3 separate regions of the Homo sapiens genome follow, and all the other regions are linked to region 2. A link is a contact called in ENCODE Hi-C data. All regions are on one chromosome and are shown on one strand. Each heading gives the region's core, a stretch centred on a gene start or an enhancer-like site at or near the end of the contact. The rest is flanking DNA. Distances are from core to core; before and after follow the strand shown.

Evidence for each region. Hi-C counts contacts between places; a loop is a spot of excess contacts on that map. Pooled maps may share reads with other maps.
Region 1: a loop to region 2 is called in a map with no recorded cell type, with 22 times the contacts of the local background. The contact joins the enhancer-like site here to the promoter of LINC02930 in region 2. A Hi-C loop is called at or near these places in 5 of 37 single-sample maps with no recorded cell type and 2 of 50 pooled maps.
Region 3: a loop to region 2 is called in a pooled map, with 21 times the contacts of the local background. The contact joins the enhancer-like site here to the promoter of LINC02930 in region 2. A Hi-C loop is called at or near these places in 6 of 37 single-sample maps with no recorded cell type and 3 of 50 pooled maps.

Annotation. Positions count from the first base shown.
Region 1 is chr10:124,218,916-124,222,338 of GRCh38, forward strand. No RefSeq gene overlaps it. Among named protein-coding and RNA genes, the nearest start is that of CHST15, 130 kb to the left of the region's middle. RefSeq lists enhancers at 2,568-2,667, 2,678-2,857. Within about 2 kb of position 2,141, at least 6 of the 41 ENCODE cell types and tissues checked have a DNase peak (open chromatin) inside an H3K27ac peak, as active enhancers do.
Region 2 is chr10:120,606,729-120,610,043 of GRCh38, forward strand. It overlaps LINC02930 (long intergenic non-protein coding RNA 2930), which reads left to right and starts at 1,854. Exons shown (of 5, transcript XR_002957103.2): 1 at 1,854-2,045.
Region 3 is chr10:125,063,483-125,066,834 of GRCh38, forward strand. The region is part of intron 2 of CTBP2 (C-terminal binding protein 2); the gene reads right to left. Among named protein-coding and RNA genes, the nearest start is that of MIR4296, 32 kb to the left of the region's middle. RefSeq lists an enhancer at 1-98. Within about 2 kb of position 1,394, at least 15 of the 41 ENCODE cell types and tissues checked have a DNase peak (open chromatin) inside an H3K27ac peak, as active enhancers do.

The sequences.
Region 1 (3,423 bases), core at 891-3,390, 3.6 Mb after region 2:
TGCTTCTCCCCGCATTCTGACCCCTCTCAGCTTCCTTGACTCAAGGATTCTTCCTCTGGGGGCCAATCTCACATCTCTACCTCCTTGACTGACCTCTGAGAGCAATGAGACCATCCAAGCCACGTTGAGCCTCCTTTCCCAGGACCAACGTTCAGAATCGAACGGTAAGGAGCTAGCAGTGTCCACTGCGATCGGGGGCAATGCGCTATGCCAGCGTGAGCTCTGCTGTCCTCACAACAGTCACAATCACCAGTTGTGATTGCACCTGTTTTCAGAAATGCCAACTGAAGCTTAGTGAGATTTCAGAAGTCTGTCCCGAATGCCCCCCGCACCAGCCCCAGCACGCCGTCTTGAACATGGGGAGCATGCAATAGACATCTGAGGAAGGAATGTCAAGTGGACCCCTGGTGTGTCTACCCCGAGCAGAAGCAGCTGCAAGAAGAGGAGAAGGGGGTCTTCCCAGACATGCAGGGACATCAGAACAACATGTGAGCCAGGCAGGTGCCACAGCCCTGAGAGCATAGAGCTGGGGGATATTCAGGAGGAGGTGTTTGGTTGCAAATGAAAAAAACCCAAATCAGTTACCTCGGCCAAAAAGGGGGGCCCTTCATAAGCTACTATAAAGGGCGGCCTAGGGAGTGCATCCCAGGCACTGCTGGATCCAGGGTCTGAAGTGACTGATGCCCGGAGCCACCCTTCTGTCTGTTGATGCCTCATTCTCTGCTCCTTGACCCTCCTACGGGGACAGGCTCTGTTCCTGTACCAGGAACTTGCTGGCCTGTGGGCCCTTAGTCTCATCTTCCATCCCACGTACCTAGTCACAACACACCGCCCCATTGGTGCCGGCTAGTATGCCCTGAACCAGAACAGGGGGAGGAGGGCAGTCTTTGACCAGGATGGTGCCATGCGATGATCCTGTGGCCAAGTGGGCACTTTGACCTTTGCTCCCTCCTCCTGCATCCTTCCAGTCAGTGGCCACCCAATTTCTGCCCAGGGACCCTTCTGTCCTCCTCCCTGTCCCCCTCTGGGACGCCTGCTCCTTCTCTCTGCCCCTCCTCCACTCTTTCTCCCCCGCCATCTCCCTGCCTTACAGAAATTGCTATTTCCTTATGCATCAACTCAAACAACACCAATTATGACTTCACCCAGGAAAACAGTACTGGATGGAACCCGTGGCCGCTCGTGATGGTAGAAGCTGCGATTAGTAGTTTGATATGGACGAAAAGTGATTTAAGAAGCAAATCTCTGCTGTAAGATTCTAAATGCAAAAAAAAAAAAAATTGATCCCTATGAAAATAATTTCAGCAAAATGGAAATGGAAACATCAGGAATGGCTTAACTGCGCTGTATAGAAAATTGATAGAGGGATTACATCAGCTTAATGGGGTCCCCGCTGGAATTCTGATACTTTCTAGATGAAAACTCATCACTGTTGGGTAATTCTGGTTAAAATGCTGACATTCAAAATGACTTTGGGGTCAAAATATCCACAGAAGCAAAAGAGTTAGGTCAAATGTCCCAATCTCTGACCAAGGAGTTAAGGTTTTATACTTAGTAGCCCCAACAGAAGTAGGGGATGAGATGAAGCAGTGTCCCTAAAGACAAAGTGGAGGAGGTGGGAATAATTCCAGAAAAACAGTGGAGAGAAGGAGCTGGATTACAGACACAAATGCTGAGCTTCCCGCCTGACTCCCTGCTGAGGCATGGGTGCCTCTCGGTCCCTGCAGGCTCGATCCCTGCAGATCTCTGCAGATCGTATCCATGATGGGGAAGGCCCCCTTCCGCCCTCTGCCAGCCCTGCACCCAGCTTCTGCAGCCCAGGGGCTCCCACCTACCACGTGGTGGCCTGAAGCCCCCACCAAAGTCCCAGCAGCCTCATGCCAAACTGACTTCTGTGAGTCCCAAACACAAACAGAAAGCAAAAGTGCTTAGCAAGTGCTATTTTTTCTAAATGACATTTATTGTTTTTGTTTTTCTAACCACAATATAGTGTAGTCTGAGGCAGAAGCTTTGGAAGAGGCAGAAAAGAGAAGGAAAAGTATCCACTCCAGCCCCCTGCTCATGGAGGAGCGCCGCTGACCACGTGGAGCCTGGCACCTGCGCATCTGGAAGGAAGGGCAGGCCCCGGAACCTGCGGTCATAATCGTGCCTGTGGGAGAGCCCAGCCAAGGAGAGGGCTCCCTTCCAGCTCCTTGCCAGGACACACAGCCCTAAGTGTGTCCTGGGCTGCTCAGAGCTGCCATTCCCACCTGTGACGTAGGGGCCACATGCTGGCTTCAGGAGGGCGGTGAAGACCTGGGGCTGCGGAGACGAATGGAGCCCCCCACAGTGGTTCTCCAGCATAACCTTCTGAGCTTCATTCTCCCCATGGGGAAAATCAGAGTAACCATCCCACAGGGCTGCTGGGAGGTGAAATGAGCGATTTCCAGGCCTGTGTTTGTGTCCTCCTGGCAAGCACCCTATCAGGCCAGGATGCTTGTCATTTCCACTTTACAGATAAAGGAAATGAGGCCGGGGGCATAAGTTATCCCTGACCAAGACCTCACGGCTAGGAAGTAATAGGACTGGGACTCACACCTCAGCTTGTGAGAGCCTGGAGCTCTCTTAACCATGTGGCTACCCAGTGGGAGGGAGAGGAGGAGGCTTCCCTCACTGAGGAGAGAGGAACCACATGGCCCTATCACCAACCAAGTCACTCTCTGGGGACCATGGCATTCCCTCTCGAGGAGCCCCCAAAGTCAGCAGCGCTTCATTCATCCTTCCATACATTCTAACTTCCAAGTCTCCAGAAAGAACGAGATGAGTCATTTCTGACCAGGGAAACCTAACAGTTAAAAAGGGGCCTGTTTCTCTTCCAGTTTCCAGGTGCGAGGGTCAGAGGATGTGGTCAGAAAGGACTTTTTTAAAAAGTATTCTACGTGTCACTGGTTACCGCACACTGCCAGGGCTGCACGTTGAGTCGGATGTCCACACCTACATGGTCCCCTAGGACTCCTCCCAAAACACAAGGGGCCCCTGGGCCCCTGGCCAGAGCCCCCCGTCGCCCAGCCCCTCACTCCCCAGGCTGCACAAACATTTGTCTTTCCAAATCAGGAAGCTGCCCTCCGCCGCCTTTCAGAAGCAAAGTAAAAACAGCTGCTATTTTTGAAAGGGTATTTTTGTAAAACAATCTCTGGTTTCCTTCAGGAATTTCAACCCCAGAGCCCCCTTGGTGATGTGGTTTCTGTAGGAGTGAACATACATCCGACCGCGCAGGCAGGGGGACTGCCGCTCGCTGTCCCCTCCACCTCTCCGCCGAGGCATGCCCGGTGTCCAGCAACCCTCACAGCCCCAGTCATCCACTCAAGTCCATTTTCACCAGCATCTCTTAGCCCCTGCTTTCTGTCAGAAGATGCAGGGACTCCAAGATACAGAGAAGTGGGT
Region 2 (3,315 bases), core at 604-3,103:
TAAACAAGAGAAGAAAAAAGTGAAGACATTGAAACAAAAAAATTGGCTTATCTGATTTATAAAATAATCTGCTAGAGGGTGGCTGATGTCTTCACAAAGCCTTTCACTTGCATGAACTCCGGGCTGCTGTTGGGAGGAGCATGTTCAAGGGCTCCCTGGCTACTATATCTTTTGACTCTTTGGGAGAGAGAAGAGGCAAGGGCTTCAAATCAGCCTAGAGTTTGAGACTGAGCTATTTGAAATAGTGAGAGGAAAGAACAGTAGCTGTCCTGAACATGCAGAAAGTCTTGACTGATCAGTATCTGCAGGGCAGATTTTCAATCCTTTTAATCCCTTTGAGATGGATTCCACAGGCTCTACTGGGTAGTGGATCCAAGATGGCTGTGTGATCCTGGACAAGCCTCATCTGTAAAATGGCAGCAATACCTGCCCTATCTAACTCATAGAGTGGCTGTCAGACTCAGAGAAGACAACAAGTGAATGCTTGGGGACCTGACCAGTTGTAATGGCACAAGTGGGAAAATGCTTCCCATTCTCGTTCTTTTTCTCTCTCATTCACTTATGTCCCCATATCTGTAGTCAGGCATTTGTGGTATAAATAGCTTGGTTAGGAGTAGAGTGGGTAGCCATGAGCAGGGTGTGGAAGTTAAAATGGCACCTTTGCCAATTCCAGCCAAGCCTATGGCCAACAGCCAGGCCTGGCCTCTTCCACTTGACACTGGCCTGCTGGTGAGACTCACAAGACCTCCTTGCTTTGTAAACATCATCCAAAATTCTTCCATCAGTTGACATCACCATCTAGTGGGGTCTTCTCTCATGGGAACTTCTGCTCAGAGAGCGAATTGCTATGAGTCAGTAGGAATGACTAACAGAGATTCCAGAGAGAAGACACTGCCAGTTCATGGCCTCTTAAAGAAATGAATACATCAGTTAAAAGGCTCTTGTCTGCTGTCTATGACTTTCAGAACAACTTCTCCCAGTTGTCTGACATTGAGAGTAATGGAACCCTTGGGAGAAGTATCAACGTAATTAACAAACTTAGACATAATGATCCCTGATACTTTTAACAAAACATAAAATAACCAAGAAATGTCTACCACTTTATAAGTTCACATTGGAAACACACCTGATATAAATAATGAGTCAGAACAGTGGTTTCACTATTAAAAGTCAGCAGGTTTCATTATTAAAAGTCAGCCAAGAAAACGTGAAAACTTACAGGCTGAAAGAATAATTAAAGGCGATCACTATAGATTTTAAGCATTATTAGTTCTCAAAACTTCTGACTGGCTGATGATGAAGACAAATTCATTCTAATTGTCCTTGATAATTTCATGCTTTTAAAATCTCATGGCAAGACCAACTTGGGAGCCATAGTCCTCAACAGTGGGCATGGTCAGAATGATGGCTGGTAAGAGCAGAGCCCTAATCCATGACAGAATCTGTTAGCCTGCATGGATACAAGTGGGATGATGACTAATGAAGCCACTATTTAGCATTGTATCTAGGATTTCCTTGCCATCTGTAAACCGTGACCCCTCCCTTCAGGCAGTTTTTTAACCTGAGGTGGTTACCTGTTTTTGTTTGCTGTCCTACACTCCTGGCCCCTTGATAGAATTCAACTCTTCTTTGATAACGATTCAGTCTTCCCCTGTTCAAGTGATCAATGTGGGGCTGACCCCACCTCAGCTTCAGAGATGAGCATGTGACCCTGCCTGGCCAATGAGAATACCATATCTCTCTGACCATAGTGATTGGTTAAGGGATGAACATGTGGCCCACAGCTGACCAATCAGAGCTACTGAGACTCAGTTCTATGGTTTCAATGGAAACCACTGAAAAAGAGAAACTCTCTTTTGGCTAGAGTTGCTGTGAGGATGGAATGGGGAACCTGGACAGCTCCAGCAATCTTACTGCAGAAGGTGCTTCTGGGTGGATCCCAGGCAGAGGAATCAGAGGCAAAACATGGAGGGAGTGAACTCCTGAAATCACTTGGGTTCTGAATCCAGCCAAGCCCGAAACCAGCCCTGCCCTGGGCTTTTCAGGTACTTGAGCCAATGCATTCTCTTTTCCTCTTCATCAAGGTTTGTTTAGAGTTTGCATCCCACGTGACTGAACAGAATGGACATTGCTCTTAGCAAGGGACAGTAACCATGAGTCCAAGTCCTGAAACAGAGATGGGGTCCCCTTCCTCCCTTCTCACTGGTTTCCTTCCTCCTGAGTGGGGTCTATCTGAGCCTGGCATTTCCTTCGTGACAGTTTCATTTGCTCCTGGACGGTTCCCTTGCTCACCATCAGCCCTCGGGCCAGCTCTAACACTCAGTTTGTCCAGATAATGTTAGGAACCTGTAAAGAGGAACTCTATGTTGTTCAACTTTTTCTCTCATTAGCACACTGTTTTTCTGTCCCGGGTGATGCAGGCTGAATGCAAAGCAGCAAGATGTGCTGGTTTGAATTCCGTGGCCTTCCTTCATCAGCCTGAGTGTTTGTGTACACACAGCTGGGCTGCAACGTCAGTTTCTGTCTGATGGCTCAGAGCCACAATTTTACCCTGTTATTGATGCCCATTATGTCATTTTAGAAAATGTAGGGATGTGGCTGTCCAACTTATCTGAATATCTGTATATAAATAAATAAATGTACATTTAAATCCATCCTAACTTTGACGTGATCTGAGGGAAAAATGAGGTCTTTGTGTTTTCCCATAGAAATAAGAAGAAAGTAGGTTAATAAACCATCAGTATCACAAGCAATAATGCAACACATGAAATATCATTTGCAAATTATTTTTGCAATTACAATGTTGGTTTTCCATGAAGAGTTGTAGCAGCTGCCTCCTCTCTCAAATAACATATTCACCTGTGGACAGATGGGGAATTGCTAAGATCCCAGCTTATGTTTGTGAAAAGAGAAGCACCACAGTTTAGTGAGCAAGGAGGTTACTAAGCTTGGTGTGCACTCAAAGGCCATGTCTGCACTGTGTGTGATGAAGTGGAGGCTTTGGATACCCATCAGCAAGTTTTATGTTAATAAAATATTTTTTCTTCTATCAAATGCTAAGACCAAAAAGTTTGTCATCTGAATGTAATCGCGTAATTGTCTTGACTCTCAGCTCCATTTTGTGCTCAGAAGAAAGCAGTTGTGTCACGAAATGGAAAGATGAGGTCTAGGTTCAGTAGACCAGTATTGGCATTCTGGGAAAAATAAGACCCCAAAGATAACTTTTTACCATGATTTCACAGACAAATAGGACCTGAGATTTTCTTTTTATGGAGCAAGAAAGCAATGCTTATGAGGACCAGATCTGGGTCTAGT
Region 3 (3,352 bases), core at 144-2,643, 4.5 Mb after region 2:
GCCTCATGCACGATCCTTTCTTGCTGTGGCAAAACCGTTAAGTTTCTCTCAACACACACAAAACCGAAGTAAAATGCTCATCCTCTGGCTCCCCTACAGTAGTAAAAATTAATTGCCACATAAAATTGCTGATTCCTACCAAATGAAGCTGTACGATTTATCAGCTCATGGATGGCGCAAACTCAATGGTGGTTTAACTACATCACCTGAGTTATTGCTGTGTTTTCTCTCAGTGACAGCTTTACGGGGAATGTAAGTTTTGCGAATTCATTCATGTAGGACAAACTTCCAAAGTAAACAAAAGCATTAAGCAGACACAGCTCTCCCGTGGCTATGTCACAGCGATTCTCAAAGCCACAGGGTGTCTGGGCAAGAAGGGTGGACACCCCGTGTAGGGACCCCTGCAGCAACTCCATCAGGCACGGTTTTCCCCCACCCCCAGGCTGCAGTGCCACCTTCCAGGGGTGCTCTCTGCTGAAGCCCTCAACCCCCCGCACCCCAACTTTAGAGGCCATCGTAATTTAATTATCCAACTCCAATTCCACATAGGAATCCAGTTATTTAAAATGCATTAAAAAAATAAATCACTGCCAGTAGGTTTTGTATTTTTGGCCAGGACAAAGAATTTATAAACAGCTTATATATATGGTGTGGAAGACAGTTAGATGGTGAATACCTCAGGGAACACCATAGTCTCCTCGGTTTTCACCAGAGTTTGCCTGGGAGCCGGGACATCCCTATCATTTTATGGGCTATTTCTGTTTTCTTCATCATTTGTCCCCTGTCCATTAGACAACAATGGATTGATCTTTTTCTAATCTGAATTAGGCCAGGCACAAACAGGTAAGTTACCTTCCGGTTTCCATAATTACGGGAACAGGCAAGTACTTCTTCCAAACTCAGGCCTTCAGAGAAAAATAACTGTGGTGGGAGGGGTGCAATCCCTGGGGAAACAGCGTTCTTGGTGAGGACAATGCTGAGGTCACCCATCGGTCTCCGAAGAATAGCAGTTCTACTTCTCAAGGGAAGAGAGCCCCAACTCTAAGAATTTCAGGTACATGAAAAAAAAGTGCCACAATCCATTGTCCAAGTTTGCCTTATGTTCTATTTATAGTCAGAGTGCGTGCTCTGAATCTGTTTTAGAATCATGTTCTTCAGGACAACTTGAAATAAAAATCAGAGAAGTTTAGTTTCAAAAAAGGCAGAGAGGTGACTATCCACCCAGGAGACTTCACCCATTCCCGCCACGCCAGTGTCCCCAGTCAGCCTTGACCCTGCTTCCCTGACTGTGTAGTGAGATGTGGGGATTCAGCCCAAGGCTTGTGGTTAAAGACAGAGGAAGAAAAGACAAAGAATGAAACCTTTCTGGTTTGGTGACTTAGCTCAGAGCTGGTCTGGCTCTTCTCTACTTTCTTGCCAAGTTTTGCATATTTGGGATTTCAGTTTCACAAGCTTCCCCACCTCACTGGTTTTACTGCTTAACGAGCAGAGAATATGCTCTAATGATTATCTGAAACACACCCACAGGTAACCACAACTGTTTCACACAGAACAGGAAATGCCCAGCAAAGAAACTCTCACTTGATGATGAAATGTTTGCCACTAGAAAATACATCGTACTGTCCCCATTCCATGGGCTCCCCAAACCACTCTGCACAAAAACTGTGGTTGCGGAGGGGCTGCTTGACAGACTGTTCTTTGACTGGGCTCTTCAGGTTCCAGTCTTTCCAGGGAGGTCCAGCCATCATCAGATCCAAATGGAAGTCTTGCAACTGGGGCACTCTGCTTGAACTCAAATGCCCCCAACAAGAGCCTTGTTCTCTTTGTGATGATTTCCTGTGCTGCACACATGAATCTGTGCTTTTCTCAATGTGCACTTTTTAAAAAATTGAAAACAACCCAAGGATGAGTCAACATTTTAATGCAGCTCATACCTGACTGTCAACTTCAGCAAAATAAAGGGAAGGAAGAGCAAAGCCCGCAGGGGCTTTGGGGAAGGCGAGGTGGCGAAGGGAAGAGGCAGGATCCGGCTAACAAATGCCAGTATCAGGGAAATACCAAGTCCACATCCTGCGCAGTCAGCTCCCCAGGATTTGTTTTTGTGGGTCTCTGAGCTGAGAGCTAAGGGGGCCGGAGGGAGAAAGTGGGAGGTAAAGTTAGAGGAGGGACTCACTGTAGGAGCACACTGCCAGCTCTTGTGGCCAGCCCCAGTGGAAAAGAAATCCCACTAAATTTACATCCATTCGTGCTCCATATGAAGAAGCTGAGGGTCACTGTCCTCTTCTAGCTATTTCATTCAGCTGGCTTTCCAGTCTATCAGAAAAATGCCATCATCGGCTGGGTGTGGTGACTCTCACCTATAATCCCAACACTTTGGGAGGCTGAGGTGGGCGGATAGCTTGAGCCTAGGATAGCTTGAGACCAGCCTGGGCAACATGGCGAAACCCTGTCCTAAGAAAAATACAAAAATTAGCCTGGCTTGGTGGCATGCGCCTGTAATCCCAGCTACCCAGGTGGCTGAGGTGGGAGGATCGCTTGAGCCCAGAAGGCAGAGGTTACAGTGAGCCCTGATTGTGCCATGGCACTCTAGCCAAAAAAAAAAAGCCGTCATCTTCTTGATGGTGAACTCCCTCTAATGCTCAGGCTGATGTCCTAACACCCAGGACAACGTCTGAGTGACCAGTGGCTCTTGGCTGAGGGATGTGAGCTATGAGCCCCTACATCACAGCTTCTGTTAACATGGCGATGGCTAGGCACAGGCAGCCACCCCTCTACCAAGCCACATCCCAAATCCTAACCCCAGCAGAGCCAGAGACTCAATGCTTTGTGTCACATGGAGCTACCAACATCAGGACCAGCGAGAAATCGGGAAAACATCAAGTCAGAACGTCCCGTGCCTTCTAAGCAGTCAGGTGCATGCACCATGCTAGGTGAGTGCAGGGCAGGAACGGAAGGCAAGCAGGGTGCGCAGATGTAACGGGGGAAGCAGGCACGGCCAAGCACCCTAGAAAGTGCTGTCATGTTTCGTACAGGAGCCTGCTGGGGGTAGCTCACGGGGACTGGAAGCATGGCCCTGAAGTGTGGGCAGCATCTTTTCTGTTTGCACGACTCAAAGTCTGCCTGGTGGAGGAGGGTGACACCTGCACAGAAGCCAGGGAGCACAGTGCACCAACCTTCAGTGTAATCTCCAGTCCTGCCACTGACTCGTGAGCTGTGTGACTCTGGGTACATCACCTGAGCCCTTCACACCTGGGGGTTTCTTATCCATAAATGGAACGACCTCACCAGAATTTTAAAATGTAACAAAAAAGGAACTAGCCCATGTGTCGATCAGTAAATGCCTCAGGGTGAA